2 separate regions of the Homo sapiens genome follow, and region 1 is linked to region 2. Evidence: read pairs that join two places in POLR2A ChIA-PET (ENCODE). Cell type or tissue: GM12878. All regions are shown on one strand. Each heading gives the region's core, and the rest is flanking DNA. Links, peaks and the distances in the headings are about the cores only. Region 1 overlaps LOC124902126 (a long non-coding RNA gene). Region 2 overlaps BNC2 (basonuclin zinc finger protein 2).

Region 1 (16,412 bases), core at 3,943-11,942, 520 kb before region 2:
TCCTGAAAATTTATCAAATGATCCTGGGTCTCTCAAAAATATTCTCAAAATTGCTTGCGATCAAGGAAAGATTTTTTTTCTCAAATCCTTACTCTGATTAGATGTTTTCTTAACTCCCAATTTGTTAAAGGTATTCTAAAATAAATTTTACCTGAGATCATTTCTTTAAGAAGCTGGGCTTCAGGTTCTCAACCAGTATAACATGGCTGTGCTATTGATTCAATATGAAAAAAAAAAATCAGAATGGTTTGATTTAAATAATTTTTCTTACAGGAACTTCTAGCAGAAATATAACTCTCCATAAGTGTAAGGAATATCTCTAGTGCTGTCATATGAAAACTCAATTAAAAGATCAATTTTTTGGAAATACATATTTTCTGGAAAACCTAATTATTAAAACAGGTGCCATGAACCAGATATAATTGTGGATGTTTAAAGTTCTACAAATTGAATGAATTTGCCTTTGAAAAATCTGGATATTCAACATGATTTCAAACAGACTTATTAAAGAAAATATCAAGACGCCCTCTTTAATACCTTCCCTATTATACCTTTCCTAAGAAATATCTGTGAGTTACTGAAGTTCTGTCAGCCTTCAATTTGATTTTATTAGCATTTGTTGCTTTAAATCAGACCTTTCACATTATTTATACAGGTTTTTTTTAATTCAATATTCAAAATGATAGAACATATACATTGAACCACAGATAGGGACATAATTCATTGCAGTATGAAACATGCCTTATAACACTTAAGTGGTTTATTAAACTTGTCTGCTCTTATATTGGATAAATTCTATCCTTGACATCAAGATGTGTGTGTGAAACATTTATCATGTTTAGAATTCCTCTAAGTTACATAAACTACTTCATCAGGGAATTGCTAAGAGTATCATCCAGAAGTTAAAATACACCAAGTATCCAAATATTTCTCTTAAACATGAGTTAGACCTAGACTACCACGTAGAATTATTTTAGTGGTCTCAGTTCCATCCCCAGTGGACAGTAGTACATAGTAAGGAAAACCACCCCACACAATTTGGCACTGTTTAGAACCCACAGCCTCTGATCAGGAGGAGCCTCCCCATGAGCCCAGGGAGACTGAATGGCCTCTTATTAGAAGGAGCACAGTCTTTCAGGCTAGGCTGAGGTTGGAAACTATGGGAGGATGGTGCTACAGCTCTTGGCTCCCTTTCTGGCTTGGGGAAGGTGGAGGTCTTCTTGGGGCAGAGCTGCCCACTCACATTGCAAATGGAGAGCTGGTTATTGAAGGAGAATGAAATGAAAGAGCTTTTTGTCAGCATAAGGTAAGGAAGTTCATCATTTGGGGGAATACAAATGCCAAACTTCATTTCCGTTTAGATAACACAGACTAGAACTAGAGAAGAAGGAAATAAAACGCTGTAGCCCAGAAAGCTGGAACTCGGTTTAGTTAGAATATTGATAAACATGTGACTAGTTTATCATGTATCGTCTATGGACTCCTACAGAGGTGTTACACTTACTTAGAAGAAACACACACATGCTTCATTTTAATAAAACAAAGAGCTAGGTAGTTGCTACAGAGGAGCTAAAGCTTTTGCCTGAGATTATTAATAAGAAAAAAAGATTTTCTACTGGGAAATAGGATAGTAAAACAGAAAGATATGCGACCTGTCGGATTTGGAACCAATCACACCTGGGTTTGAACTCCAGACTTTGGGCAAGAAACCTGAATCTCAGATTCCTTGATTGTAACATGGGGTCAATGTTACCCAGCTCAAAGGGCTTCTGTGAGATGAAGTAAGTGAATGCATAGGGCCTGACACAGTGCCTGACACAGAGAAATTAATTGAAATATTAGGTCCATTCTCTATACCAGGGCTCAAATTCAGGGCATTGGTAAATTGAAACAGAAAGACTAATATGTTAATATTTTCACTAATCTCTAACTGAAAAGTCACATTTCTTAAATAATACAGGTAAGCAATATTAGCATATGCAGTAGCTGTGATGTTGACACTAAGAGAAATCACAGATATTTTCATAACACAACACAGCTAGTATAGATATTTTAAAAATATTGTTTATACTCATCACTATTTTGAAATTATGGTAGTTATTAGACCTGCTGCTAGATCTTGTTATTCAATGCATTAGTGAGAAAGCACATTACTGTACAAAATTGTTTTTTAACATTTTGATGGCTATATTTTTGTAATTGATTTCCTTTGCAATATTATGTATTTTTAAAATTCTTCATAAACATGCTTTAAACGGGAATTGAAAACATTGAGAAGACTAGAGACTTCAACAAACTGCCAAATGGGTTTGCTCTACCCTCTGCGAGTGGTGTTATATTCAGCTATTACGAAATGGATGAAGGTCCTATTGATTGGGACTGTGAATAGATGGGACCATTTTTCAGATGGGTCTAATTTGGGCTGTTTTCTGCAAATATGATCAATTTCGGACTTGCAGGTGATTTTGGTTCATATTCAGCTGTTGCTCACTTAATGAGATTTTTACTTGAAATGTGGAATGAAAGAGAACACTTTAACATTTTATCTTTTCTTGATCTCAAAAAGTAATATGAAAAACAAGGAGATGTGTCCAGATCCCTGAAAGTCATTTTCATATGCACATGCCCCAAGGATCTTAGAGAGTCATTAGGATTTTATGACACTAAGTTATTGGCTTTATTTGTGGCAAAGGTACTGTGAAATCAGATAAGAATCGGCGGCTTCTAAATCTTGTCTCCCTGCAGTTAAAAATAAAAACAGATTCAACCATCATCTGGTTAATATTTCCTTACATTTCACTAGTTCTGAAACATGCCAAAATATGCCTACTTGCAACAGCTGGAAAATTATACTTCAACTAAAATTATATTTCTTGGCTTCCTATGGAATGCTTTTGCTCTGAGAGCTCAGGAATAATCTAACCAGTGTTTTCTGGTTTTTTTGTTGTTTTGTTTTGTTTTTAATTTGTGACAATAATCCAACCAGAAATGTCACCAGGTTTTGTTATAGGGCAAAATACACTTTATAATATTACTTTTCTTTAATACATACCAGAAGCCTATTTCTTATTCTAATATGTGGGTAAAGTACATTTTTAAAAGATAGCAGCAGAATAATAATAATTTATAATGTGGCATATGTAAGTCTGAATCTTGGTTTTATTTATTTATTTATTTTGGTTTGGTACAATTTAAAGACAGACCTTTTACTCCCTACAAATGAATCAGACAGGATCATATGTGTCAACATTCTCCTTATAGCAGCATTCATTTTAAAGGAAGAGGATAGAATTTGACTAATGTTGAGTGCAAACTATTTTTAAATGGTGCCTATTTACCAAAAATGGTATTTAAAGTGTTGTTGAGATAAATGTGCCACTGACTGCATAGGTGTACTCCTTTGCAAAGTATTTCTCAGGCCGGTATATTTTTTTTTTTAACATAGATGAGCTTTCTCTCATCTCCTTTCTATTATTTTCTAGAATACTTGCTCTGAGTTGTAGGCAAGTAGATTCCCACACAATGTATTTCCTACTCCGGCTTTCAGTGTAGCCTTTTTGTTCAACTTGTTCTAATATTTATTCTATAATTTATTCTAACAAAAATCACTTCATGTTCAAAGAAACATTCTGATAGTCCAGATGGAGTCCTCTTTGTCTGGAATTAGCATAATAGAGGTTGGACAAAAATTTCCTTTCTTAACTGTTCTAACTAACGGAGACCAGAAGTTCTAGAGGTCCAGCTTCTGCAACCATTTGATACTTTTCTCGCCAACTGTAACATGACCAGAAACGATCTATGGAGTTCAATTACTCCTATGCTCTGTGTTCATTCATTGAGTGATTCATTCATTCACTGAACATCAAATAAGCACTTACCACACCTGGATGAACAGACATCGTGACTGTAGCTCCACTTACTGAGGAGACATTCCCTCTTCCTTGTCTTTGAAGAACACCACTGAATGTGGCTATAATGCAGCTACCAATCATTTCTGGTTTGCACCCACATACTGAGTCAGCTCATCTGTAAACCAAACTATGGCTCTCTCCCCCTCCTTCAGCTGGTTATACAGGACCTCTCCCCAACCCGCATACAGCCATAGGTGTGAGTAAGCGAGAGGGTTACTCAAACTGTGGTGAGTGACAAGGGATCTGGGCTACCTGCCTGTGCAGCCCATCCAGGCTATACCATTTCCATCTTAAAATGGACAATTGGCTGCAGCTAGGCCAATCTGACTTCCTGATTTGGTGGGTCTGAGAGAACACAGCCAATATTGGGCAGGTCTCCATGCACAGACAATTGGTATCCTTTGGTCAAGTGTTTCATCTTTACCAGGGCACAGTAACACACCAGGAGATGTTTATCAAAAGGCATATAATTATCTGCTGCTGCAAATGGCATGGCCTTGTTCCAGAATCCCAGGGTCCTGAATTCCAATTCTCCCACTGAGATTTGTCACCACTAAACATTTAGTGATGCTGGTTGCCTCACCAGCTCATTCCTAATGACCTTGGTAAGTGGTGTGTCCTCTGGGTCCTCTTGTTGAGTATAATCCTCCAGGAAGTCTTTTGACCTGGCAAAATATATCCATTCTAGCATGACTAGTTTCTCCAGGCTCTTTATTCCTTCCTGTATCATCTTTTGGCACAATTTAGGCATTTCCTTTCCACTCAGCATTAACCATCACTTTCTCCACACTTTTAGGAGCCATGGTTGCAGTGAATTTGTCTTACTCCCTGGGGTTCACGCCATCATGTTAAATCCTGTGTCCTGAAGTCAATGAATTCATACATACATATTGACTCCCTTGATCAAACGCCTTCAAAATCCAATCCCGAAGATCTTCCCTAGCCATCGGCAGCTAGCTAGGTCATATAGCTTCTTCAGTATAATCTCCTGCCTCCCTTATGAAGTCCAGTTGATGTACTTTTGCAGGCTCCCCATTGAACATAACCCCTTCTTCCTTCCTATATTCTTCTTAATCTCATTTCTATAATTTGTTCTAAAGAAAGAATCTGTTGTTCAATCACACTAGGAGGTGAATTACAACAAAGCAAAAATGAAAATTTAAGCTAATGGAATGAAACCTCTACAACAGAATTTTCTGACATGGTAGCGGTATGAGGGTAGAAACAGACATGTACTTAGAGAGGGAGCAAAACTCTGCTATTGTACCCAATTACTGCCTATTTTACCTATGATAAGGCCCTGCATTCCCACAGTAGGCTGTAAACTCATCAGTCTAATCACATTTTCTGGACTAAGACAGAAACTGTCAAAACAGAAAAGGGATCCTATGGAATACATACCTTCGCAATAAGCAGAGACCCACACTTTTAAAATGCTTATGGAAATGAAGTAAGACCAAGAGCTGTAGGATATCACCCTGAATCTGCTTACCAAGCTCAGTTTTAAACAAGTTCCTTGCCTAGACTGCTATGATCTCTGACCAGTGCCAGGAACAAGAAACCCATAATATATGTCCTCTATTATAGAGTTTACAGTGAAAATGCATGCCCAGACAAAAATTACTATTTATATCTCTATCTGTGCACATCATCTGTTCTGTTGTATTTATTTATGACTCTATTTCTCTCAAAGGCAGAAACTTTTAAGGCAGAAACTTGACTTACTCGTTTCTGCCCTCAGCGTCTAGGCTAGTGTCTGGCATACAAGGGGTGCTTAGCAAGTATTTGTCAAATGAGTAAATGATTGAATGAAAGATTACTATAGAGAAAGATATCTCAGACCAGGTCCCCAGTCCAAAGTACAGTTGTCCAATGTATCAGAACTGTGTAAAGAGTTAATTCAGATTTCTCCTTGGCCCTACCAGACTATATAATTCATTACCCATCTCTCCCCTTCGTTTTCTGCTTGGTAGAATAGGCTTTGGTGTTAGGTAATACATATGTAATAAAAACTCTAATTACCAGTTAGATTCATCTGCTTATTATGATACTAGTCTTTTATTAAAACTAGATTTCGCTCCACCATGCTCTTGGCTATAAAATAGAGCTCTTTTACTTTCTACCAATTCTATTGGCACTCCTTTTTAATTCAAATACTGCTCTGGGATCAACAATGCAATAAGACATAATTATGTTTTAAGATCCATGAATTGGTTGTGAAAATGCAGGTATTTTCTCTCTAGGTAGTTTGCTCCAGGAAATACACTGAGAAGTATATTTTTATCTTGATGTATGGGGATTTACATAGGAACATACCCCTCAGAGTTGGAAGTAGTATTTTGCAGAAATGCTGGAACAAATACCACCCATCACCACTTTATTATGTTCACAATGTACTCCATTATCATCAGTATGTGAGTATAAATCCTCATAAGAAAGCTCCCAGTATTAAAAACCATAATTATAACATGTATTTATTCCAAACATATGTACCACCGTTTCAAACTACCCACCAGCTGAATATATTTTGCAGCTTTCAAAATTTGACTGGTGCGAAGATGGCTTTTATAAATGTGATTTATGACAATTTAGGTGCCGAAAACCATCGTAATTACAAGTACTGTAAATGTTTTCTCTCCGCTTAAGTAGCCTCGCTGAGGAGGACAGCGTTCATTTCCTGTGGGCCGGGCCTTTTGGCTCCAGCCTTCTCTGCAGCCAACAGGCTGCTCTGCTCCCAGCTCTGTTTCACCAGTAAAAGATTAACAAAAACTTTTCAGCGCTCGGTTTTCTTTTCCCTCTGGGGCTATCCATTTTCCCATCTCCAAAGAGGGCAGCCTCTCCTAACATATGTTGGAAATTGTTGTTCAACTTCACAGAGTATACAAACACAAGACTTTTCTCCGTTCATGGTGCCAAGAGCAGACGTTTCAATGGAATATTTCATTATAATGCAGAGCCTATGTGCCAGAAAAGAGGCTTTTCAAATGAACTTCATAAGCTTTTTTGATTTTTTTTTTTTTTTTACCATGTGGTATCTGGGGTTTCTATAAAGCAAAAGAGACTTGACTTTTGGTATAAAAAAGTTTAAACTTTTAACCTACCTGGATTTGAACAGGATAATAAATTGTCGAGTAATGACTCTTTGCCAAATGTTAATAATTTTCATGAAAAGTAAAATCAGAGAGTCGTGGAAAGGCTGTGATACTCTGCACCTTCGTAGCACCTTCCATCTCGTTATTTTAAGGCCTCTCTCTCTCTCTCTCTGAGTGCACCAATGGGCAGTCAAGCCACAACAAAGGTCAAGTGACTCACCCAAGGTTACAAAGAGAATTAGTGGCAGGACGGATGAGATACCCAGGATTCCTAATTCCCAGTTCAGTGTTGTAGTTTAAAAAGCCCCCATATACCCCTCTTGTAAATTATTCTGTCATCAGCACTTTTCTTATTACTCTTTGTTTCTGGCAGTTATAAACTCAGAGGTTTAGAAAATGACTTTGTGACAAAATTTAGCCAACAAAATCTCTAGCTTACTGTCAACTCTTTCCAAAAGACGGTTTGAAAATCTGTAGTTCAGCTACTTTGGGGGTATAGATATGCCCAAATCCAAAGTTCACGCATCTTGGTATGTCTCTGAATTTGAAAGGATGACTACACACGAGATTTATTAAAGTTGTGTGTTAATCACTGAGTTTTGGTTTTATTACTAAATCAACATAAAAGGAGAAGCTGAATTTTAAAAATTTTAAATTCTAATTACTACAAAAATAACTTATGCTTGATTTATATCAACTTTACTCCTAAGTTACAGTATAAATGACTATAAGGAAATTTGCATATAGGCTTTCTGTGGAGACTCACCATATAGCTGAAATTTACAGAACATGACTTGAAATGTGCCGGAGTACCAGGTTTTTCTCTTTAACCAGCTTCCACAGCTCTCATGCCTGCTCAGCCAGCTCTGTGAATCACATCTTGGCTACTAGTGAGGCAACTCATAAGTATTTCTTACAGGCAGAGTGTCTTCACATCCTATTATACTATAGTATTTTACTATACAAATATTTCTTTATATTTACTTAGCTGTCTAAAAGACCATTTCTCTAAAATCAATAGAGAGGCAGGAACAACACATAAAATAACAGCCACTGAAAAAAAGAGCAACCACAACATTTTGTCAAATAGAAAATGAAAACAGAATGTAAGACTACATCCAGCAATTTACAATTCCTTGAAGGAGTGTTACTTGCAATAAGTGATTCATAGATGATGCAAATCACACCCCTTTGGTTTTTGCTGTTGCCTTTATTAAATTTCAGATGTGACAAGCTTTCTGGGTTGAACCCAAACATAAAAGGTCCATGTGGTTCTTTTCCCCCTTCTTCCTTTTTTTTTTTATACTCTCAGAAATTTTAACAATGTATGTACATTGTTTTTACTATAGAATTATCTCTATTTAAAAACATATATTTTTTGAGACGGAGTCTCACTCTGTCACCCAGGCTGGAGTGCAGTGGCATGAGCTCGCCTCACTGCAACCTCCGCCTCCTAGGTTCAAGTGATTCTCCTGCCTCAGCCTCCTGAGTAGATGGGACTACAGGCACGTGCCACCATGCCCAGCTAATAAAGATTGTAATTTTAGTGTAGAGGAGATTGTTGGACTGAAAATGTTTCCAACCAACAAATTCATACTTCTTTCATACATTCTCTTTAGAGAGAACAAATATTAACCATAATTTTTTTTTTGTTTTTTTTTTTTTTTTTTTTTGAGGCAGAGTCTCGCTCTGTCACCCAGCCTGGAGTGTAGTGGCGCAACCTCGGCTCACTGCAACCTCCGCCTCCCAGATTCAAGCAATTCTCCTGCCTCAGCCTCCCGAGTACCTGGGACTACAGGCACGTGCCACCACGCCCGTCTAATTTTTTGTATTTTTAGTAGAGACGGGGTTTCACCGTGTTAGCCAGGATGGTCTCAATCTCCTGACCTCGTGATCCGCCCGCCTCGGCCTCCCAAAGTTTTGGGATTACAGGCGTTAGCCACCGCACCCAGCCATAATTTTTCAGTATTATGTTCAGTAAGCCACAGTGAACATTGACAGGGGCTTACTTCCTTATAGAATATAAGCCCAGTGACTATTCCAGTTCAAACATCACAATTAAGCCATTTCACATTATTTTCTTATGTATTATGCACTTGAATTCCAGTTTCTTTGATTTGTAACAAAGAGTTGAATCATTAAACTTCTTAAAATTACATTTTTCTCCTCGCAAACTTGAGATAGTAATTCTTACAGGCTAAGTACAAGCTTAACACTGTCCAAAGAATTCCACACTGTCTAGGAAAGAGGTCTGAAGTGAATATAAGAGAGGATGTAAATAAACTTAACGGGTTTCATATAAGTAAATATAAGAATAAAAGGGAACATATATTAACTTAAAGAATATTTCCTCCAAAAATCTATAGAGAGGAACAACACAGAAAATAATCACTGAATTAAAAGTGATCACAAGCAAGTTGTCATATAGAAAATTAAAACAGCATGTAGTCTGATTGTAATATGCAATTTGCAATTCCTTAAAATACATATTCACTTTTATATTTACATGCACACACACACACTCACACGTATACACACTAATCTGGAAACACTCTTTCACATTACTATTTAGAAAGCAAATGCTCAAATGTAGGGCCACTATTCACCTAGGGGTAGAAGAACCCCTGAGAAACGCAAAAGAGATCATGCAGTATGTCCTTTTTTTCCCATTTCCACCCTTACTCTCCTCATCAAGTTCATTCCTCTCTGTCAGCCAAATCCTCCCACTGCATTAGGGCTCTGGACACCTCTTCTCCTCATCTTTTCCATCCCCATTTGTCCTCACCTACTCTATCAGGATGATCACAGCACAATCATAGGCAATGCCTGCATGTTAAGCAAGGCATATTTGCTAACAGAAGATACTCCCTGCCTCTCTCCCTACCTCCATGAAATTTGTGAGTTTCTTACTGAGAGTCCCTGGAGTCCCCCTTGTCAACACCTACTGTACATCTGCCTAGACTTCCCTACACTTTGTCCCTACAAATTTGAAGTGTACCCCTAGCAAGCATATGGTACAGCACGGCTTCCTCATGATTCTCAATCAGTTGGGCAGGAGGAAGACACCAGACACAACCTGAGCCGGTCAAATTTCCTTCCCAGAGAAAGTGGAACTGAAAACAGGATAAAATCAGTTAGGTTCCCATGTGGCTTGACCTGTGCCACAGCACTGAAGAGCTAGCTGTAAAGGCCATTGCTCTAACATGTGGACTGTAAAAAAGAGAAAGCCAGTAGTGAAACAGATGCTCAGAAAGAAGCAGAGATCAGAGGAGGAGAAAGTCCTGATGGTCTTTCCAGGCCTTGGTTCCAGAAATGTCTGGGCCTAGCTGCATTTCTGCTCTTAGATTCTGTAAGCCACCTTCACATGATTTCTAACAAATTCCTCCTTATTTGCTCAAACTAGCTCAAGATAATTTACAGAGTTTTTTCTTTTTTTGAAACCATAAGTAGCCTAAACCACACCCCTGAACTGAGAGAGGGGTTTATTCTACTATCTTATGATCAACATCTAATTATTGGCTGAAATGTCCAGTTCACCAAACTTCATGAGTTTGGCTAATACTGGAAATGCAACAATATTTCTAAGTCTATGCATTTCCTGGTGACTGTCAGATACAGCTTGGTGGGAGACAGCTACAAGTCTCAGAGCATATTTCACAGGAAGGGTGACTATGACCAAGTTTACCAGGATGGTTGCATGGAAGTCAGAATCCACTAAGGAGTGTGGAAGAACTCACCTGCCAAATCAACCAGCCCTGTAAAGGGATGACACTGGAGTGTCAGACCCATACCTAGCCATTATTGGCAGTAAGAAGAAAATTATTTTGAAAAGAAAAAATAAATAAATAAATATGACTAAGTAAGTTCCTTTTGATGTGTTCTTATCATGTTTTGCCTGGCAAAAAGTAGAACATCAATAAATGTCTGTCAAATATGCAACTAATAAACAGATTCTTCAAGTGTGTTGGGATACTAGGAAAAGTTAAGCAAAAGACACGGAAAAACATTTGTTATGGGAAGATGTTGGGAATTGCTTCAGTTGAAAGCGGTATGGGGTAAGGTAATTTGAGATTGATGAAAAAAATGGGCCAGACTGATTGAACTTCTTAAGGAATTGAAAATTCCCTAAGAATGAACATTTATGTAAAAATAGTATTGCATATTTTTCACTTTATTTTATTTCAACATAGCATTAATATTTTAGTATAATCATACATATTATTTGAGATGGCATTTCTAGTGAGTCATATCTGTAATTTGCTAGTAGAGATGAAGGAAAAGCAGTTGCTTAATAAAAATTCATAATGCCACCATTGCTAGAAACTCATCTATTCCTTACTATTAGGGGAGGTGTGTCTGAAATTATTAGTCTTATAGATTGTTTAATTAAACATATACAGTTACTTCCATGACATAGTAACTTCAAAGTAGTATTGCCAAATTAAGCAGTCATAGGTGTACAATTTAGGGAAATTAGATTTAAAAATGGACTTCATATACATCTAGTCTCAAACTCTAATTTGACAAGTAGACCCTGAGAGGTTAATAACAGTTTCAGCTCATCCAAAGTTTAAACTCAGTTTTCCCAGTTTCCAACCTACTATATATTTTATTTTCTTTAAGACTTCCTCTATGATTATAATTTAAGTCCCTTTTCTAAAAGTTTTTAAAGCTAACCTGTTGGTTTTAGTAATCCAAAAAATTTTCTTTTTTATTTTTAGCCACTATTTTTGCAAGTTTTTTTTTAATTGGCAGAAAAGCAATTCAAAACAAAGAGTGAATGCACAGATGAATTCATAGATGGCTCCGCAGCAGTTGGCAATAGTGTGTGTGTGTGTGTGTGTGTGTGTGTGTGTGTGTGTAGGTGGGGAGGGTGGAGGAGAGTGGTGAGGAGAAGACAGACAGAGAGAGAGAGATTAGTGTCAGCCAAGTGGAAATTTAGTAGTTCTCAGTTTCCTCATTCACTGGTTAACATGGTTATTAAATGCCAACAATGTTGAGACATTGACATGGTACCTTTCCTCGACAAACTTAAGAGTCTAAGTAGAGAAGGCCTATTATAAAAAGGAAAACAAATAACTCGATATCAAGATAAATATTCAGAAAATTGTTTACTGGTTTTGAATCCTGAACAGGATCATATTGAGAATAAATGGGAGACCGACTGAGACATTATCAAAAGAACTCATACAAATATATTTACAAATGGTTTAAGAGCTAAGAGGGCCATATACAAGGTCTTGTGAGAGCACCTGACCTAGTCTGAGGCATCAGCCAATTCTTCCTTGCAGGAAGCACTATTTTAAATCCATTCCAAAGGATGAAAAGGAGTTGGCCAGGTGGAGGGAATGGATTGAGGAGGAGAACTCCATATCCATCCTAAGCTTAGAAGACATGAGGTGCATCCAACACCTAGGCAAAAGCCACAGCAGTGGAGAACAGGAGAACAATAAGGAGCCATATGGGCAGACAAGATGAAGTGAGAGCCACCTCATATGGGGTCTCAAGGAGGGAGAGGCCTCTGTTACTGTTGGAGTTAATCACGTGGGCTCTGTATCAGTTTCCTATGCTACATAACAAATTACCTCAGACTTGGTGTCTTAAAACAATAACTATCTTTTAACTCACATTTCTGTAGGTCTGACCAGGCACTGTAGCTCACACTTATAATTCCAATTACTTGGGAAGCTGAAGCAGAAGGATTGCTTGAGGTCAGGAGTTTGAGACTAGCCTGGGCAATACAGTGAGACCCCATGTCTAAAAAAAAAATTTTTTTTTTTTTTGAGATGGAGTCTCACTCTATCGCCAGGCTGGAGTGCAGTGGTGCGATCTCAGCTCACTGCAACCTCTGCCTCCTGGGTTCAAGCGATTCCCCTGGCTTAACCCCCTGAGTAGCTGGAACTACAAGTGTGTGCCACCACACCCAGCTAATTTTTATATTTTCAGTAGGGACGGGGTTTCACTATGTTGGCCAAGATAGTCTCGCTCTTGACCTCGTGATCTGCCCGCCTCCACCTCCCAAAGTGTTGGGATTATAGGTGTGAGCCATCATGCCTGGAGTAAAAATTTTTCTTAATTAGCCATATATGGTGGCACACATCTGTAGTCCCAGCTACTCTGGAAGCTGAGAAGGGAGTTCACAAATATTGGAAGCCCAGGAGTTCCAGGCTGGAGTGAGCTATGATCATGTTACTGCACTCAACCTGGGTGACAGAGCGAGACTCTGTTTCTAAAAAATCAGTCAATCAATCAATCAATCCAGCCTGGCTCAACTGGGTTCTTCTACTCAGGGTCTCACAAGACCAGAATGAAGGTGTCAGCTGGGAAGTGCTGGGGAAGACTTTCCTCCAAGTTCTTTCAGGTTGATGGCAGAATCTGCCTCCTTGGGGCGGCAGGTCTGAGGTCCCTGTTTCCATGCTGTCCGTCAGCTGGATGTTACCATTAGTTCTTCCAGGCCATTAACATTTCTTCCCATGTGCCTGCCTCCATCTTTAGAGCAGCAATCCACAAAGTCCTGCTGCCTCGCTGAATCTCTGTGACTTCTGCCAATAGCCAAAGAAAATTCTCAGCCTTGGAAGAGCTTGTGTGATTAGGTTCATCCCACTCAGATAATTTCTCTCTTAAGGTTAACTAATTAGAAACTTAAATTACATTTGCAAAATTTATCTGGCCATGTCATATATCATAATCATGGGAATAACACCAGGGAACAAAGGTCACATGGGCCATCTAAAATTCTGTCTACCACAGGCTCTAGAGATTAACCAAGCCTTCAGATTCTGACAGCACTATTAACCATCTCTGGAACTTGGGCATGTTAAGTAGATGTCCTCATCAATAAAATAATAAAATTATGAAGCTCCTTCATAAGCTTCCTGCATTAAATGAAATAATGTTTATAGAATGCTCAATAGAGCACTTGGCTAGTTCAGAGCTCAGTAAATGTTAAGTATTATTTTGAAAAGAAATTTGAACCCTACTCTATGAACAAAAAGGGAGGGGTTGCATTAGCTTTTGTATTAAATTAAGAGATGGAGTAAGGTTATTGAAGGAATAATAAAGATAGGTTACAAATAACTAAATCCCAAAAAATGTAAATTACATTTAAACATAAATGTAATTTACATTTTGAGCTAAGTGTGTGAAAGTCTTTCCAGCATTATATGTCTTATGCATGACTAATGAGAAGCAGTGTGCATAATGGTCAAAATTAAGTGTCCTGTATCAGACTTCCCAGGTTTCCATCTCCCTATTACCCCTATCAAGTAGGAAACCTTAGGCAAGTTACTTGGCTTCTCCATGCCTCAACTTTCTCATCAGAATAATGAGGGTAATACTGAAACCATCCTTGCAAAATTACAAGAATGAGAGAAACCTAATTAGCTGGCTCCATTTTGCTTCTAACCTCACAAGCTAACCACCTTTGCTTATTCTTGTACGTAGGCCAGGATAACTATAGGAATAATTTAGTTTATGCTTTAACCTTGGAGCAAGAATGATTATAGTCTCTTCCCAAAACTAACCTTTCCCTTGTTAGGGACTGAAACTGCATTTGTGGAACTAATGTAAGGTCATAATATTAGAACTATAATAGGGGTCTGAATTCTGCTAAGATATAGGCATAGTTATACAGTAACCAATCATTGTTCCCTAACTTGCTGTTTTATAATTGCTTACTTCTCAGGAGTCACATAGCCAGTGATCAAAAGATCTGTAACTTCCCCAGTTCCTCCTATGGGTAACATTGCTATTGTGAAACTTAAGACTGGCATTTCAGATCAGATCACTCAGATGCCTTGAGATTATGAAACTCCTTCTCTGCTGCAATACCTGCTGTTTCAGTATATTGGCTTTTTCTGTGCAGCAGGCAAGAAGAACCTGCTGGGCTGTAACAATACTGTCCCTACCCCATGGAATTAATGTAAGAATTCCATGAAGTGATAACTGTAAAGCACTTAAACAGGTATCTCGTTCATAGTTTGCACTCAATCAATGTTACCTGTTAGTATATATAAGATGCAACAGGCCTAAATACAGGTCTTTTAAAAAAATTCTGTGGACTCATAGTAGGTGTATATGTTTATGGGGTACATGAGATGTTTTGATACAGACACGCAAAGTGAAAGAAGCACATCATGAAGAATGGGGTATCTATCCTCTCAAGCATTCATCCTTTCAGTTACAAACAATCCAGTTACACTATTTTAAAACATATGATGAAGTTGTTATTGACTATACTCACCATGTTGTGCTATCAAATAGTAGGTGTTACTCATTCTTTCTCTCTTTTTTTTTTTTTCCCATTAACAATCTCCACTTCCCCACCAGCCCTCCACTACCCTTCCCAGCCTCTGGTAGCCATCCTTCTACTCTCTATGTCCATAGGTTCAATTGTTTTGATTTTTAGATTTCACAAATATGTTAGAACATGCGACGTTTGTTTTTCTGTGCCTGGATTGTTTCACTTAAAGTAATGATCTCCAGGTCCATCCATGTTGTTGTAAATGACTGAATCTCATTCTTTTTTATGCTGAATAGTACTCCACTGTGTATATGTACCACATTTTCTTTATCCCCATTCATGGACACTTAGGTTGCTTCCAAATCTTAGCTATTGTAAACAGTGCTGCAACAAACATAGGAGTGCAGACATCACTTCGATATACTGATTTCCTTTCTTTTAGGTATATACCCAGCAGTGGAATTGCTGCATCATATGGTAGCTCAATTTTTAGTTTTTTGAGGAACCTCCAAATTGTTCTCCATACTGGTTGTACTAACTTACATTCCCACCAACAGTCTATAAGGGTTCCCTTTTCTCCACATCCTTGCCAGCATTTGCCTATCTTTTGGACTTAAGCCATTTTAACCAGGATGAGGTGAAATCTCATCGTAGTTTTGATTCCCATTTCTCTGATGAACAATGATTTTGAGTACCTTTTCATAGGCTTGTTTGCCATTTGTATGTCTTCTTTTGGTAAATGTCTATTTAAATCTTTTGCCCAGTTGTGATCAGATTATTAGATATTTTTCCTATAGAGTTGTTTGACCTGCTTATATATTCTTGTTATTAATCCCTTGTCAGATGGGTAATTTGCAAATATTTTCTCTCATTCCTAAATACAGGTCTTTTTTTTTTTTCTTTTTGAGACTGAGTTTCACTTTTTCGCCCAGGCTGGAGTGCAATGGTGTGATCTTGGCTCAAGGCAACCTCTGTCTCCTGAGTTCAAGTGATTCTCCTGCCTCAGCCACCCAAGTAGCTTGGATTACAGGTGGCTACCACCATGCCCAGCTAATTTTTGTATTTTTAGCAGAGACGGGGTTTCATCATGTTGGCCAAGCTGGTCTCGAACTCCTGACCTCAGGTGATCCACCCATCTCAGCCTCCCAAAGTGCTGGGATTACAGGT
Region 2 (16,412 bases), core at 5,599-13,598:
CTGACTTCTTACATATACCACAACTGTGATGTATCACCAAGATTTTCACCTCTTGCTGCTTTAAAGTGAACCTGGAACTTAGACATGAATAGGTTGAGTGTAGAATCATCCAATCCTCCAATATTTTGCATTTGTCTTGCCCACACCATGTGAAAGCAGGATTGTTTTTGTTTTTTTTTTAAGGGTGGGGAAAAAAAAGAAAAAAACATTGTCAGGACTCCCTAAAGCATTCAACTTAATTTTGATAGAATGAACTTTTTATTTTACAATCGTATTTCACTGGTTTTTATAATATTTCATTAAATGATAAAATCGTATTTGTAGATGAAACGGTTATAATCAGGTCTGAGAAAAAATAACTGATCCTTGACTAAATTGATTTGTAAAAGCGGAAGTATGTGAGCATACCAGAGTGTAGTTTATTAGTTTTGTTTATTTAGCATGCTATGGACATCAATATATTTTAAAGAAGAAAAACGATTTTGATTAATCTGGTAGCGTAAGCATACATGTAGTAGTAACTTTTTCTTTGTTGGTGTTTCTGTATAACTTAAAAAGAGATGAAACTAAACTGCAGTGAAATAACCCTTAGAGACTGGTAATCCACCCCTAATGAGCGAGTGCACATGTGAACAAGGTATGATGCATATCTTCAGCTGCTCACTTGACTTTTTCAGTTGGATAAATTTCCATCCTCTTTCATTGTAATATGGCCCAAACTAAATTCACTGTTTTCTTAAGCCTTCCTCCCATTTCCCAGGCTCTCTTAGAATTACTGCCATTTCCCCAGCTATCAAGGTATCCAATATAGCTAGAAAAAAATTATTTTGAAGGAATACTGCGTGTGCTGTAGGAGTTTTATGTGTGTTTTTTAAAATTATTTTGACCCTTACCTCTGATCCTCTTAAGTTTTGTCATTACCAGATCTTGTCATTTCTGAGAAATGCATGTTCCTCTTCATTTGAGTGGCCTCCCCAGCATGAGACCCTTTCCACCTGTTGAGTATATCACTGCAGTGGAAGGATCTTACTTGATTAGCAGCATTGCCTCCAGCCATTTGTATCCTTAAAGCTGTGGCAAGATCCTTTTTTCACAAATCCCATTCTCAGCAGTTCACTCTCCATTCAAGATTCTCAGTGGCTTTTCACTGACTGCAACATGTAATGTAAAAATATTTGTCTTTGCTCTCGGTGCCTTGCTTAACATAGATCCATCCTCATTTCAGGTATCAGTCTCTATTCTTTTATGCCCTGTGGGAACCCACCACAATCACGTTGTCTGTCTGCGTCTCTGTCCTCCAGACTTGTGCTCCGCCTCCACACCTCTGCTCATATGGAGCCATGTGGTCTGTAGGATCTTAGGTCTTATATGCCACTGATTCATGTCCTAAAAGTCCTTATTCAATTCTGCTTGACTCTCTTCCAAGGAACACTCCTCCGCAAACCTTTGAGCACCTAGAGATTAGGGACTGCTCATTCTGACATGAAACCAGCTGCACTGCATTTTATTGTTATGTAGTTGTGTTTATCTCCTCAACTCCAAATGAACCCCTTTGAAAGTTGGGACTCTTCTCTTAAATGTTTCTCTTTTTGTAGCTTCTCTTCTTCAGGGAGTGTAGAATACTTTCAACCCAGCACAACTGTATGAAAGACCTGATTGAGGAAACATAAGAATCACTAGGCCAGGGTCCCTTCCCTCTAGGTGCTCACAGTCTAATGGAAAACAGATGTGTCCTTAAACACACACATACACACACCCACACAGATACATAGACGTCTGATATGAAGTGAGAAAACTCTAAAATTTCTACTAATAAAGGTGTGTATTAGATGAAAGTTTGGAGGAAGGTGAGTGATACGGTTTGGCTGTGTCCCCACCTAAATCTCAACTTGAATTGTATCTCCCAGAATTCCCACGTGTTGTGGGAGGGACCCAGGGGGAGGTAATTGAATCATGGGGGCTGGTCGTTCCCTTGCTCTTCTCTTGATGGTGAATAAGTCTCTCCAGATCTGATGGGTTTATCAGGGGTTTCCGCTTTTGCTTCTTCCTCATTTTCTCTTGCGGCTGCCATGTTAGAAGTGCCTCTCACCTCCCACCATGATTCTGAGGCCTCCCCAGCCATGTGGAACTGTAAGTCCAATTAAACCTTTTTTTCTTCACAGTCTCTGGTATGTCTTTATCAGCAGCATGAAAATGGACTAATACAGTGAGCTTTCACTCTAACAATGGGGAGAAAGGTCTTTGATTTGGAGGGGTTCCTACTTGAATTGTATTAAATTAGACATTTGCATTTGAGCATTATTGGAAGAATAGAAAGATCCGTGTATTGTTTTCTTGCAGAAAAATTTTTTGAGGGAAGGAGAAACAGTATTGTTAAGTAAGAAGTAAGGAACTTAATAACTTGATCAAGTTCTTGTAACTAATCAGTGGCAGATACACGAGGGCTCTTGTTCTACTGCCGGTAGTTTTGAGTAGTAAGTTCTGCTGCCTCCTCAAGTTTTGTTAACATTCTTTTGAGTCACCTGAACATATGTATGAAATTTTTAGAGGGTAAGAAACTTTTTAGCCCCCGTTATGTAACACTCAAATCACTCAGGAGTGTTTCCTTTTCAGAGTACTTCAAACCTGCCATGGAGTTAGCCTTTGGGAAGGAGAAAGGCAGGTAACATAAAATATCAACTGAGAGGCTTTGAAGATGGGTGATGTGTTTTTTCTCCTTAGGATGTTAAATCACATATCACCACATGTGTGCATGGAAATGAAAAATGTCAGCAACACATTTATGTAAACCATGGATCATATTTGCATATACATTTCAACTCAGCCTTCCTACCCTGAGACCAGCAATGATTGATGCTTTGTATTTTGTCTTTTTAAAGATTTCTCTAGTCCTAGGATTTTGCTGCATGTTAAAACTCTTATCTCAATGAAAGGTAAATTAGATAATAAACTATAAACCTATGCTGTCTAGCACAGTAGCCACTAGCCACATGTGTCTATTTAAATGTAAATTAAATTAAAAATTGATTTCCTTAGTTGCATAGCCACATTTCAAGTATTCCATACCAAATTGAGATGTGCAGTAAAGGTAAAATACCAGATTTTAAAGATGTATTACAAAAACCAAATTTAAAATACTGACAAATTTTTGTATTGGTAATATGTTGAACTGACAATATTTTGGATTGTTTTATTAAGTAAGACACATTATTAAAAGTTTTGCCTCTTTTACTTTTTTATAATTGTTACTTAGAAGCTTAAAATTACTACTGTGGATCACATATTTCTGTTTGACAACACTGACTTAGAAAGTTCATATTTTAATTTTTAATTCTATTGTCTTAGTGTATAGGTTTATACTGAATGAGCTTACTAGGCATTTTGGAAAGCAGAGTGATTAGCAATGACTGAAACATAATATAGATGATTTAATGATTCCTACCATTTTTTGCCTGTAATTTTTACTGGGTCTACTAATCAGTTTTTTGGGTTTTTTTTTGCTAAAAGAAGCCTTTATCCTTGTTCAGGCCATCACCTTTTAAGACTGTTTTGGTTTTGATCTTGTTTAGCCTTTAATCTTTGCTCCTTGATTGGCTAGTGACAGGCAAACTGAATGATCGGGATTAAGATTCAAATATTTCATGAATGCTTTCACTACAGCATTCCTTTTTATAGGAAGTTACAGTCAATACAGTATATAAGGCAGTACTTAATCTGTCATATTTGCAGGCTAAGCCCTGAATTAGATATTTTAGTGCATGAAAAGATCTCCAGACTAAACGCATTCATTTGCTAATTAGAAAAAAATTTGTTTCCCACTAAAACATTTTACTCAGTAGTGTTTATGTAGAAATACTGTGAATATTCCTACAAAGTTGCTTAATTTATTTCTGTGAGTTCCAACTAGGTTCAGTATAATTTTTCCATTAGTGTAAGTATAGGCCTGCTAGTGTTACGTAAACCCTATTTAGCTGTTAGTACTGTTGTCACCACTCTGATTACTTAAAGAGGTCTCTAGAGCAGAAAACAGACTTCCTAACTTATGAGTTGTTAATATTTTATTTTTTATGTTATTTGGAATATCAAGATATAGTACGTTGGGGAGAAAAATCCTTTGTGAATTTGATAGAAAATTGGAAACCCAAGAAAAAGGCCATTGTTAAGGTTTTTGGCTAATCTCACCGAAATTGTCTGTAGTAACCCACACTGCCATATAAGGCGAGGGGAAACGGTGCCTTTTTGCATGCTATGGGGAATATGTAGCTTAGTAGTACAAAGATAAAGCAAAGAGCTCCAAAGATGCGGCCAAAAATAGTCGTATTGGGGTTTTTGCTGAATTGAATTGTACTGATGGCTGAATATTTTCCGGGATTGAGCCCTCTCTTCTAAACTTAAATCTTGTCCTGTTTCACCATCTATGGTAAAATATCCATGGAAACAAAGTGGCTTCCTCATGGGTTGCTTACTGATCCTGCATTAGGAAAGACCACACAGACATTCGAGGAAGAGAAAGAATATTTCATATGGCTGCTTTCCTTGTTAAGGGGGACCCAGAGAAATGTTTATTTCTGAATAGCTTACCTTCATTCCAAGAAATCGGCTTTTGGGCTTACATAGCAGTGGACATGTTACTGGAATCTTAAGAGTGACAAGAAATTATTGTTTCTGAAGATAGCTTGTCACTTTTTTCTCATAGGACTTGGCTGGGGTTCAGTGCTCTCTTTGGTCTTATTTGAATGGTATTTTATAAGTCAGACAAAATAATATTCAACTATTAATATTGTTCTGCTAAAACAGTTTAGAATAAAGATTTAATGTTCTCTTTTCAGTGAAGAGCTTGTGCCCACTGTGCAGTACTGTAATAAAAGAGAAACAAATGAGGCAGCTCAAAGTTATGGCTCTCCGTGGCTTTTAGGTCTCTCATACATTTTTATAAAACATATATCAGAACTTCTGAATTGTTAAATTGGGTTATTTTTTAAGTGCAGTTGTATTCAAATAAGGACCCGAGAGTAACACTCCATGTCCTGTTAGGTGTCAGCGTTCAGAACTGCCCGCCCCCTCCACCCCCAGCCGACAGACTTACTGCTGTTATTACATCCTCTGGTCTGTAGCTAGGAGAGGACGTTTGACCCCCTCAAGACTGTGCTTCTAGTTGTTCTTCAAGTAAACTGACTCAGCCCCAGGCTTACTGTCTTGCCTTTAGGCAAACAGGTAACTTGAGTTACACATCTCTTTTCTCATCTGTAAAAGGGGAATATAGAAAGTGTCACTTCTGGATTCCCAGTGGATTTAAAAGGCAAAAATGAGATTAACGATGTCTATGGCCAAGCATGGTGGCTCACAACTGTAATTTTGGTACTTTTTGAGGCCAAGATGGGAGGACTGCATGATCCGAGAGACCAGCCTGGGCAACATAGCGAGACGTTATCTCTATAAAAAAAATTAGGCATGGTGTCATGTGCCTGTAGTCCCAGCTCCTCAGGAGGCTGAGGCAGGAGGATCGCTTGAGCCCAGGAGTTTGATGTTACAGTCAGCTGTGATCCCACCACTGCACTCCATCCTGGGCACCAGAGTGAGACCCTGTCTCTACCAAAAAAAAAAATTGTCTGTGAATCTCCCAAATTGCTACAGTTTAATAATTTGCATCCCTATAGAAACCCAGGAGAACTTTAAAGAACAGAAAGTAAACTTTAGTGCAAATATTTGAGAGCCTAATGTGTCATTAAATGTTTCTGAGGAATATATGTTTGCTGAAAAGCTGAAAATTAGGGTTAGTGTAAGCATCACTCATAATAATCTCATGAAGAGAATCTTGCAGATGACATTGCCCAAGCATAGTACTGGGAGGATAATAAAAGGTGTGCGCATTTATTTGGGTGTCAGAAGATTAAGTACAGGGTGTGCTTCAGTATTAATTCTTCCTGCCCCAACCTAAACATTTAACCAAATAAAGAAGGAACATCAAGTCCCACAGAACTAGGAATGATACTACTATTCTGATTTCAAGAAGTATAATTACTGTCCTAACACTTAGAAATGACCAGAATTTAATACCCAGGTCTTCATTTTCCTCTGACTTCATTTTCCTCTGGCTGAAACAGGAGTGACAGAGGCCAGGATCATCAGAGGCAGATGGATCCCTATGGCAGGTTGTTTTGACTCTTCTAAGTTCTTTGCATTAAAACAACATTCCTCAAACACATTAGCCTCCCAGCACGGGGGTGGAAACAACAAAGCAGGAAGCCTGCTGGAGCCTTGGGGAAATCTTGAGTGCTTTGGGGTGATTTATTTTCAGAGGATTCGAACTAAGATCAGCTCAAGAGAAGATGGGAACATTCAGGATGGTGGGAAAGCAAAGTAACTGACTCCCTCCTTTTCCTCTCTGTAAATGGTCTCCTGGAAAGCCATCACAAGTAAATGTTTTATTCCACATAAATTTGTACCCTTGGGGGTACAAATGGGGGATTGAGAAGGGTTGTGGACTGCCTGGAACATGCTTTTTTCTTTTTCTCTTTTCTTTTTGAGACAGGGTCTCACTCTGTTGCCCAGGCTAGAGTGCAGTGGTGTGGTAACAGCTCACTACAGTCTCGCCCTCGTGGGCTCAAGCAGTCCTCCCACGCAGCTGGAACTACAGGCATGCACCACCACGCTTCTCTGTTTTTAAAAATCTTTTTGTAGAGACAGGGTCTCACTATGTTGCTCAGGCTAGAATGTGCTTTTTAATTTTAATTTTTTGGTAAGCCCTAGCCACATGAAATGAGCCCAGTGGGGTGGAGGACCGGCCCTGACAGAGCCTATATGATCCCTTGACTGGGTTAATGCAAAGTTGGGTCTCTTATTAAATTAAGCAGAAATTCCAGAAGGCTTGTGGCTGGGTGATGGATTTGGCCTCTAAAACCAGAATGACCCACAAAACAGGTTTTTGAGTAACAGATGCTTAATGAACATCCCTGACCCAACTTTACAAAAATGCAAACTGGGCTACAAGAGACTTAATCAGAGCAGGATGAAAGCCCAAGTTAGTGGGAGATGAGTGGAAGTCTCATGTACCCAACTGTGAAAGGGCTTCTTTTTCCAATTCAGAACAATTGTATTAGATGGTTATGAGGAACGATCATTTAGATGGAAGCTGAACTCCCTTTCGTTCACTCAGTGAAAACTAAATTGTTGGGCAGGTTCAGAGAAAAAAAATAGAAATAGTGTGTGTGTGTGTGTGTGTCTGTGTGTGTCTCTGTGTGTGTGTGTGTAATTTCTCTGGAAGCACAGGAATGATGTGTTCTTCTTTGTTAAGGGCATTATGAAACCACGGCAGTCCTCTTCTTGTACAGTGGTTGTAATTATAACCACAGGGATATTGTGTTCTCAAACAAACATTCAAGCTCCCTGATACCAGGTTGCCTGAAGCCAAGCTTCACATATGGATGTGTAAAACAATGCCTATTAGTAATCTCCCCCATCACTTGTCATTGGTCTTCCCCTCTGACAGTGGAAATGTCTTTATAGTCTGTGCCTGGCATATTGCTTTTGTTCATCTTAGGTTCATTATGTCTGTTTTAAACAATGAGAACATATAGGTCGTGGCACAGTGAAATGTAGCACCTGAAACTTAAGAGCTTGATCGGGTATATACATAAAGGCTGTCCTTCAGAAATTTCTTCATGATGCTGTTGCATGCCATTGGAACAGTTGGAAAAAGGAAAATTAGAACCACTTGCATGCCAGCCAGCTCTGTTTTTAACGCATGATTATTTTATTGGGGTGTACATTAATTAATCCCGAAATAAGATCCTGTGTGACATTCAGAGTTGTTTTGAGTAGCTCAGAGTTTAAATATTTTAGTTTTACAACTCTGTTATGCTGGCAGCCAACAATGGTGTCTCAGTGAAGTCAGCATATGAGCCCTGCTTGTGATGACATCTGGAAAGCTTGTTTTATCTATAAGCACAGTTGTAGACAAATGAAAGCAGACAGATGTAAGGCTGGGGTGGCATCTTCGCCTCGAGCACTCTCTGGCTGTACATTTTCCAGTGTGTCAAAAACAAGGAGCTTTATTTCGGGGGTGGAATAAAAACATTCTGTCACATCCCTACACCAGCTACTGTGCTGCCTTTTTTGAGCTATAAGGTGTAAAACGGCCTAGACTGTTCAAAATTTAACAAGAGACAGAGTTAATAAGTAAACAGGAGAAAGTCAGTAGTCAGATAGAGGTGCCTGAGTTTGGAGGGGACATGACACCACGTCAAAAGCCTTGGGGTCATTTTAAGAAGTTAATCACAACCACTTTCTCCTGGGAGAGCCAGAAAGAATAAAAGAGTTGGCAGGGGATTTGGAGTTCTGGGTAGATTTTTCTTTTGCCATTACCTTTATCAGCCAGGATTTATTAAGTACCCATGGCGTATAGAAAAGTCTACAAAGTAGTTTGGGTGAGTGGAGCAAAGAAAAGCTTTAGGACAGGGTCATGCTTGAAGATGAGTACTTAGAAGCCTGAAAGTCCGTGACATCTTCCATGGGTGGCTCTCAAGTCCTTTTGCTCAGGGACCATTCCTTAGGAAATCTTATACAAGGGCAGCTTGCCTTTTATCCCACTCCCTTTTTGCTGCTGTAGAAATAAGTATCCCTGAAAATAATCTCCACATATGCGTGTGAATTTGCTTGGATTTGAGTTAAAGCAGATGCTTTTCAAAGTTCTTGATCCTGCAATAGCAATAGAATTAGCTATGTGGGGTATGAAATTAATATTTTCATCTCTGGAGATTTATGGCTTCCTCCTATTTCATGGCATATACTGTGTATACCACTCTGTATACCATGTAATCATTGCTAATTATTGCTAAATAAGTTTTACCAAAATTTTGGGAAACCTGGACATGGTCTTGTTTAGCATCTGCTTAAGGACTGGATTGCCCACCTGCAGCCAAAACCACATAGCTTTATAGTATTTGAATCTTGTGTCTTGAAGAAACCATGCAGATACATGTAATTTGAGAGCAATGAAATAATGGAAATGAAAGGAAGGGAATAGTATGTAAGGAAATGAAATATGGTCAGTTGCTTGTATCAGGACAGAAGCCTCTTGGTTTCAGCAGTGTCTTTTTCAGTGGCCAAGGTGGTAGAGAATATACTTTTCATTTTAGCAATCAAGTTACATTATGGTATAAACAGGGGAAAACCGAGTTTTTCATTTCCCGTCTCATTCCCATCACACCATCATTAATCCTTTCAGAGTGCATGGTGTTAAGATCCACTGAGCCCTGGTAAGTGCCTTTGTGTATACAAAATGGCACTTTTTGTTTTACATGCTGTTGGATGTGGTGGAGAAAATACATGTGTAATCGAAAATGGACAGCAAATTGCCATTTGTACCTGCAAAGACTAAATGGTCCAGAAAGATGGATAGTTGGGGTGTTAGTCACACATGAGTAGACTGATGGGCTGGCCACGGAAAGCCCCGGACCTTTGCATGACTTTTCACTTAGAGCCATCTGAGGGGTTCAGTGACTCCGTGGCTGTTCTCTGAGACCCCAGTCTGGTCCAGAGAGTCCTGGAGTCTGAAGTTTGTGATGATACAGAGGTTGATTCCTCTGAGTTTATTCATTTAAATTAGAAACACAGAGGGAAGGGAATCTTTTCTTGTGATCCCAGTTATTCCTGATAGAGAAGAAGTAGCAGATTTTCTAAATTATCTGCCGGCTGTGGGGTTGGAAAGTAAGTAAGATTATATGTCTCATCATCCTTCTATGAGTATGTAGAAACGAGAGTCTTAGAATCAGTGTCTGCAATCACCTTCATCGGTGCTAGCTTACAATTTAAACTGTCAAAATAGACTTTATTTCCTTCTTTTGTTGTTCAATATAAGAAGAGGGTTTTTTTTTTCTGCCTATTAGTTTGAGTTTCTATAGATGACTATTTATAGCATTTTTTTAAAGGTTTCCCAACACTATTGGGTTGACACAATGGGATATAATAGCCAACAGGGACCTTGCACTGATACCAATTTGATTTATTTATAAATTAAATTATTCTGCTAAATCTGCTGTAGTACTATTTAGTCATTTTGATTTAATCAGAAGTATCCTTTATGATGCAATCTGCTGGAAGACTGTGTTTGGCCAAGATTAAACTTATTCTTTTGAAAACATTAAAACACAATTATGGATCTATAATTTCCCCTGTGGTATCAGTGAACATTAGTTATTATTGACATATATTGGTCTTCTATTATTACTAATATTTTTATTACTGACAACAGTTTTTAGTATTTAGCATGTGCCACATATAGTGCTAAGGTTTTTATATGTGTTTGTAGCTAACATTTATTGAGTACTTATTTTATTACACATACTTTGGAGCTCAGATTATCCAGTATAATTCACATAATGATCCCGTGAAGTTGGTACTAAGATTATAGTATTACCCTCATTTTGTCAACAAGGATGTAGGTTCAGAGAAATTAATTATCTTGTCTAAGATCACACATATTCTTTGCATATTGGACTGTATGTGTTTGTGTATAGGCATTAATTTCATTCTCAGTGTAGATCTGTACTTTCTTTTCCAAATATATTATAACCACACTGTACCTTGTACATGTAATTTTTACTCAGAAACTAACAACTTGTTGGCTTTAAAAAATACTCATTGAAATTGAACATTGCTTCAGTTTCTGAAATGAAAATAACCAGTTCCTAAGTTAGCAGTGATATCAGCGATGGTGTGTCCGGAATTGGTGGGTCCTTGGTCTCACTGACTTCAAGAATGAAGTCGCGGACCCTCGCGGTGAATGTTACAGCTCTTAAGGTGGCGTGTCTGGAGTTCTTTCTGATGTTCGGATGTGTTTGGAGTTTCTTCCTTCTAGTGGGCTCGTGGTCTCGCTGGCTTCAGGAGTGAAGTTGCAGACCTTCGTGGTGAGTGTTACAGCTCATAAAAGCAGTGTGGACCCAAAGAGTGAGCAGTAGCAAGATTTATTGCAAGGAGCGAAAGAACAAAGCTTCCACGATGTGGAAGGGGACCCGAGCGGGTTGCCACTGCTGGCTCGGGCAGCCTGCTTTTATTCTCTTATGTGGCCCCACCCACATCCTGCTGATTGGTAGAGCCGAGTAGTCTGTTTTGACAGGGCGCTGATTGGTGCGTTTACAATCCCTGAGCTAGACACAAAGGTTCTCCACCTCCCCATCAGATTAGTTAGATACAGAGTATGGACACAAAGGTTCTCCAAGGCCCCACCAGAGCCCAAACCCTGAGCTAGACACAGGGTGCTGATTGGTGCGTTTACAAACCTTGAGCTAGATACAGAGTGCCAACTGGTGTATTTACAATCCCTGAGCTAGACATAAAGGTTCTTCACTTCCCTACCAGACTCAGGAGCCCAGCTGGCTTCACCCAGTGGATCCCGCACCAGGCTGCAGGTGGAGCTGCCTGCCAGTCCCGTGCCATGTGCTCGCACTCCTCAGCCCTTGGGTGGTCGATGGGACTGGGCGCCGTGGAGCAGGGGGTGGCACTTGTCGGGGAGGCTCAGGCCGCACAGGAGCCCATGGAGGGGGTGGGAGGCTCAGGCATGGCGGACTGCAGGTCCCGAGCCCTGCCCCGCCGGAAGGCAGCTAGGGCCCGGTGAGAAATCAAGTACAGCGCCAGTGGGCTGGCACTGCTGGGGGACCCAGTACACCCTCCGCAGCCGCTGGCCCGGGTGCTAAACCCCTCATTGCCCGGTCCAGCAGGGCCGGCCTGCTGCTCCAAGTGTGGGGCCCGCCAAGCCCACGCCCACCCGGAACTCCAGCTGGCCCGCAAGCGCCGCCTGCAGCCCCGGTTCCTGCTCCCGCCTCTCCCTCCACACCTCCCTGCAAGCCGAGGGAGCCGGCTCTGGCCTTGGCCAGCCCAGAAAGGGGCTCCCACAGTGCAGCGGTGGGCTGAAGGGCTCCTCAAGTGCCGCCAAAGTGGGAGCCCAGGCAGAGGAGGCGCCGAGAGTGAGCGAGGGCTGTGAGGACTGCCAGCACGCTGTCACCTCTCAATGGGATGGTAATGATTTAACAGATTGGGTTTTCATCAGGCAGAGGGTTGTTTTTGTTTGCTAGAGAGGCTGTGCAGTGTACTGAGAAGCCGAAAAGTGTGCAGTGCTAGGTTGCCAGAGTTTGAATCCCATTTCTGCCACTTGTGAGGTCTTTGACTCTTTATGCCCCATGTTTCTTATTTTTAAAATGGAGATGATAATATTAAAAGTACCTATTTAATGGAGATGTTACATGTATCGAATGATGTTACCTGTGTTGAATGTTGTTACATGTGTTGAATGAACTTAGAATGGTACTTGCCACATAGTAAATACTGAATATTATAATAGCTGCTATACTTATTTTATGATAATAACTTTAGCTGATTCATGGGGGACCACAAGTAGCTTGCAAATAATTTTAAAGATTTTAGAAACATTTGGAAACTGTCAAAGGTAAGTATTCTTCCAAAGGTTAAGCTGTTACAGATAACATTTTAGTATCTTTGTGCCGAGCTATTAAAATAAACATAAATAATCTAACAAATATTTTACCCAACGTGCATAAAGAAAGAAGTCAGATCTTAAATGCAAGCAAAATTATATTAGCCTAACTTAAGCACTTGAAATGTTTATTTCTGTACTTTAAAAATGAGTGCTGACCCAGTGATATCAGGAACTTTCCCCCCAAAATTGTAAATTATAGGACTGTTATGCTGATCAATGATACATAAAAAAGACTCTTACAAGCAAATGTAATAAAATGTTAATTGTAGAATTTAGATGGTAGATACATAAGTGCTCACTGTACAATTCATTCGACTTTTCTGTGTATTTGAAAATTTTAATAATAAAATATTGAAGAGGAAGGCTCTTATACCTCCCTATCACTGAAGGGAAAATGAACCTTTTTGAAACTTGAAAACTTTTGCTAGGTGCTGTATTCTTTGGCATGAGAGATAGCAGTTGAAGTGGTCTGAAACACACACATGAACACACCCTCTGAAATCCCATTTTAGTCAAAGTTGGGGATAAATTTCCAACCACCAATTTTTTCTTTTCTTTTTCTTTTTCTTTTCTTTTCTTTTTTTTTTTTTTGAGACAGAGTCTCGTTCTGTCGCCCAGGCTGGAGTACAGTGGCGCAGTGGGCTCACTGCAGCCTCCGCCTCCCAGATTCAAGCAGTTCTCCTGCCTCAGACTCCCGAGTAGCTGGGATTACAGGTGTGCGCCAACGCGCCTGGCTAATTTTTATTTTTTTGGTAGAGACAGGGTTTCACCATGTTGACCAGGCTGGTCTCGAACTCCTGATCTCAGGTTATCTGCCCACTTCGGCCTTCCAAAGTGCTGGGATTACAGGCGTGAGCCACCGTGCCCAGCCCCAACCACCAAGTTTTTCTTTTTTGGAGTCCTCTTGGTTTTTGTGAATTGAAGTCCCATTTGCTTATTGGTCATCTGTTTAATATCAGGGTCATGCTTCTTTTCTTTAGTCCGAGCGGGAAGAGCTTTGAGAGATGAGAATGCAGGGAGCCACAAAATAGTTACTTCAATTTAGAGGTACTCTTACACACTGACATTCCTTTTTGACCTAGAAGAGTTTGCCAGCAGCTGTATGGTTAATATGGAGTTCACATTTTCTGAAGCTAATAAGCATCTGTACATTCTGTGATCTACACTTACAACATCTAATGGTCCTTTCCTCTTATAATTTGTGGTAAAAGATGTTTTTAAGCTGAATATTCTGTTACACTAACACTGTTCATTGAAGAATAAGATCAGAAATTAGGTTATAGATTACATCTAAAAAAAGGCAGTATTTTATAACCATGTGGAAGAAATATTAAGCTGAAAATGTTTGTATTTTGTGTCATTTATGTCATATGCCTTTTTAAGAAAAAGTGTCTTTGCTCATTAACAACAGAATTACGGTGGTATTATCTCCTTCTTCACAGATCACTTCTGGGATCTTGCTTTTAATTCTGGGTACCACTGTGTATGAGGAGCATTGAGCAATTGAAATGTGATCACCACTCATGACCAGGGTGGTGAAGGGTCTGCAGACTGACCACGGGGAAGCCATTGACAGTGTTTGGCCTGGAGAAAAGCCTGCCAGAATGGAGTCCTCCTCCCCATCTGTAAGGGCTTCCACGTGGACCAGGAAGCATATTGCTTTTGTTAATATCTCAGAGGACCGAAATTTATACGAAGGCAGATTTCAGCCCAGTGGAAGGAAAGACATAGAACAGTTCGAGCCATGAAACAATGAAATGAACTACCTCAGACTGTGATGAGCCAGATACAGCTGGGTTTTTTTTCCTGCCTGACTACTCCTGTCATCTGTTTGCAGGATATGGAAAGATGCAGGGGCCCGCTCAAGTCTTTTTCTAAGGAGAAATTTTAGTTCCTAAGCACCTAAAAAAAGACATGCTGAGAAGTTCAAATTGGGGGCCAGGTACCCCCACCGGAGGAGACTATCCCCTTTGTTCTATGAGTTGCTTCTAAAGTAGGAGCCAAAGGAAGTTTCCCTCCAGGCCTACTCTGAGGATGCCTGTCCTTTTGAAAGCATTCAAGAAAAAACACCTCTTGATTCAGGATCATGATACAAAGAAATAGAGATATCAAATTTTTGATAAAAAAGAAAATTCTATAATGTTAAAACTGAAATGAAATATAATTATATATGTTTCCCCATGAATATTTTTAAACTTTTTTTAGGGTTATAAGGAAATAGTCTAGATATATTAAATGTCTAAATGAAGTTCTTAGCTTTTCAGCAAGAAGAAATAGCTAAAAATTTAAAGTCAGGAAGCTTACAAAACAGATCCAAGAGAGTAAGAGACAAATAACTAATTCTTTTTGAAAAAATGTTTAAGTTTGCCATTAATAAATGATTGTCTAAGTGAGACAGCTTTGGCTGTTGCTTAGACATTTTAAAATCTTGATTTGTTAAGAAAATCAAGGACTTTTTTTTTTTAATCTCCTTGTCACATTGTTATCAAGGAAAGATTTTCTTTAAAAGCCAATACTAGACCCTAAAGGTAATCAAAGAGTATTCCGAAGCTGCATGATAGTTTTAAAATTTTCTCTTTTTAAAGGCAGTGTGTTGCTCTGTCACCCACGCTGGAGGGCAGTGGAGTGACCATTGCTCACTTGGGAACCTCCAGCTCCTGGCCTCAAGTGATCCTCCTGCCTCGGTTTCCCAAAGTGCTGGGATTACAGACCCAAATGATACTTTGGCTGTTCTTCAGGGAGAGGTCTTTTTCTCTCTTGCTCCTTTTCTTCCTGTCCTCTCCTTTTCTACCCTGATGGAGCAACATGGTGGTTTGGGACACTTGTATTTAAGTTCTCATTGAATATCGGGGTTCCTCTTGAAGGCTCTTCTGGATCCTACATTACTTCTGACACCCTCCCTGCTAATGTTCTTTCCCTACCACAGACACATGTAAAACCCACAAATTGGACAATTTTTGTACATTTCAAACCCCTTGCATCATTATGCTTTTTTCAAAAATACGATTTCAGGAATGATCACCTTGTAATATTAAATAGCTGTAGAAAATGACAGAAATTTGGCATGTATAGGAAGACCATTGGATCACAGTAGATTAACTCAGCATTCAGTCATTTGACATGTATTTTTTGGGTGCCTACTATGTGCCAAAGCTGAGAGGTTCTAGAAGTTAAAATGGTGAGCTAGATAAACCCGTGGTCCCTGCTTTCTTGGAGCTTACAGACTAGGGGGAGGGGACAGTGTCAAACTGCCAGAGTTTTTTTTTTTTTTTAAAAAAAACAACACACACACACGGGTTAAAAAGCAAGTTATCTAGAGTACTTCTGGAATCACTTCCTTGACAAAGTGAGCTTTGAGCAGAGGTCTGAAGGATGAGTTGCAATTAATGAGGAAAATGGTGATGATGAGGGGTGAGATACTTGGAGAAGCATGGCCTGCTGAAAGAACTGGCCACGGCGACCTAAAGGGAGCACCTCAGGTGTGTACAGGAGAAACTCCAGGGCGGTGTGGGAGCCTAGGTTTAGATACGCATTCCCCCTCTTTGCTCTGCTGCTGTTTTTAATACTTCTTCCAGAACTTCCCTAGGATTATCTTCCACAGGGGAGTAGATACTGTTTTTATTGTAATGAATCATCATCCTCTATTATTGCAAGTGATGAAGGCTTCTAGTAGCAGTGGAACTAGGAATGGCGTCAGTGGCTCAGCTCTTGATGGCAGATCTTTAGGGGGAAACCCTTTCAGTTTTAATGGTGGATAAAGCAAAACTCCTCGTTCTCATCAGTTTCCCCTCTAGGCTGTCCTGGGTAGGGAGTTGATAGGAGATCTTTTGGACACGGGAATTGCTTCACTGTTGACAGAAAGACATGGTGCATTTGATTAAATTAAATTAGGAGCATGTGTATGCTTGACAAAGTGAGC

Evidence for each region. ChIA-PET counts read pairs that join two places held together with the same protein. Peaks named below come from ENCODE experiments on the same cell type or tissue, not always from the same donor. Only the 100,000 strongest peaks of a DNase experiment are listed, where the experiment ranks them.
Region 1: POLR2A ChIA-PET joins it to region 2 with 8 read pairs; 2 of 35 experiments call an interaction of 5 or more read pairs at or near these places.

The regions. Positions count from the first base shown.
Region 1 is chr9:16,995,520-17,011,931 of GRCh38, reverse strand. LOC124902126 (a long non-coding RNA gene) reads left to right here. Exons shown (of 3, transcript XR_007061426.1): 3 at 1-2,773. Among named protein-coding and RNA genes, the nearest start is that of CNTLN, 130 kb to the left of the region's middle. In GM12878, for the core only: no CTCF peak of the experiment used is centred there; no DNase peak of the experiment used is centred there.
Region 2 is chr9:16,475,922-16,492,333 of GRCh38, reverse strand. The region is part of intron 5 of BNC2 (basonuclin zinc finger protein 2); the gene reads left to right. Among named protein-coding and RNA genes, the nearest start is that of LINC03041, 210 kb to the right of the region's middle. RefSeq lists enhancers at 5,820-6,471, 6,472-7,124. In GM12878, for the core only: no CTCF peak of the experiment used is centred there; a DNase peak (open chromatin) is centred at 9,290.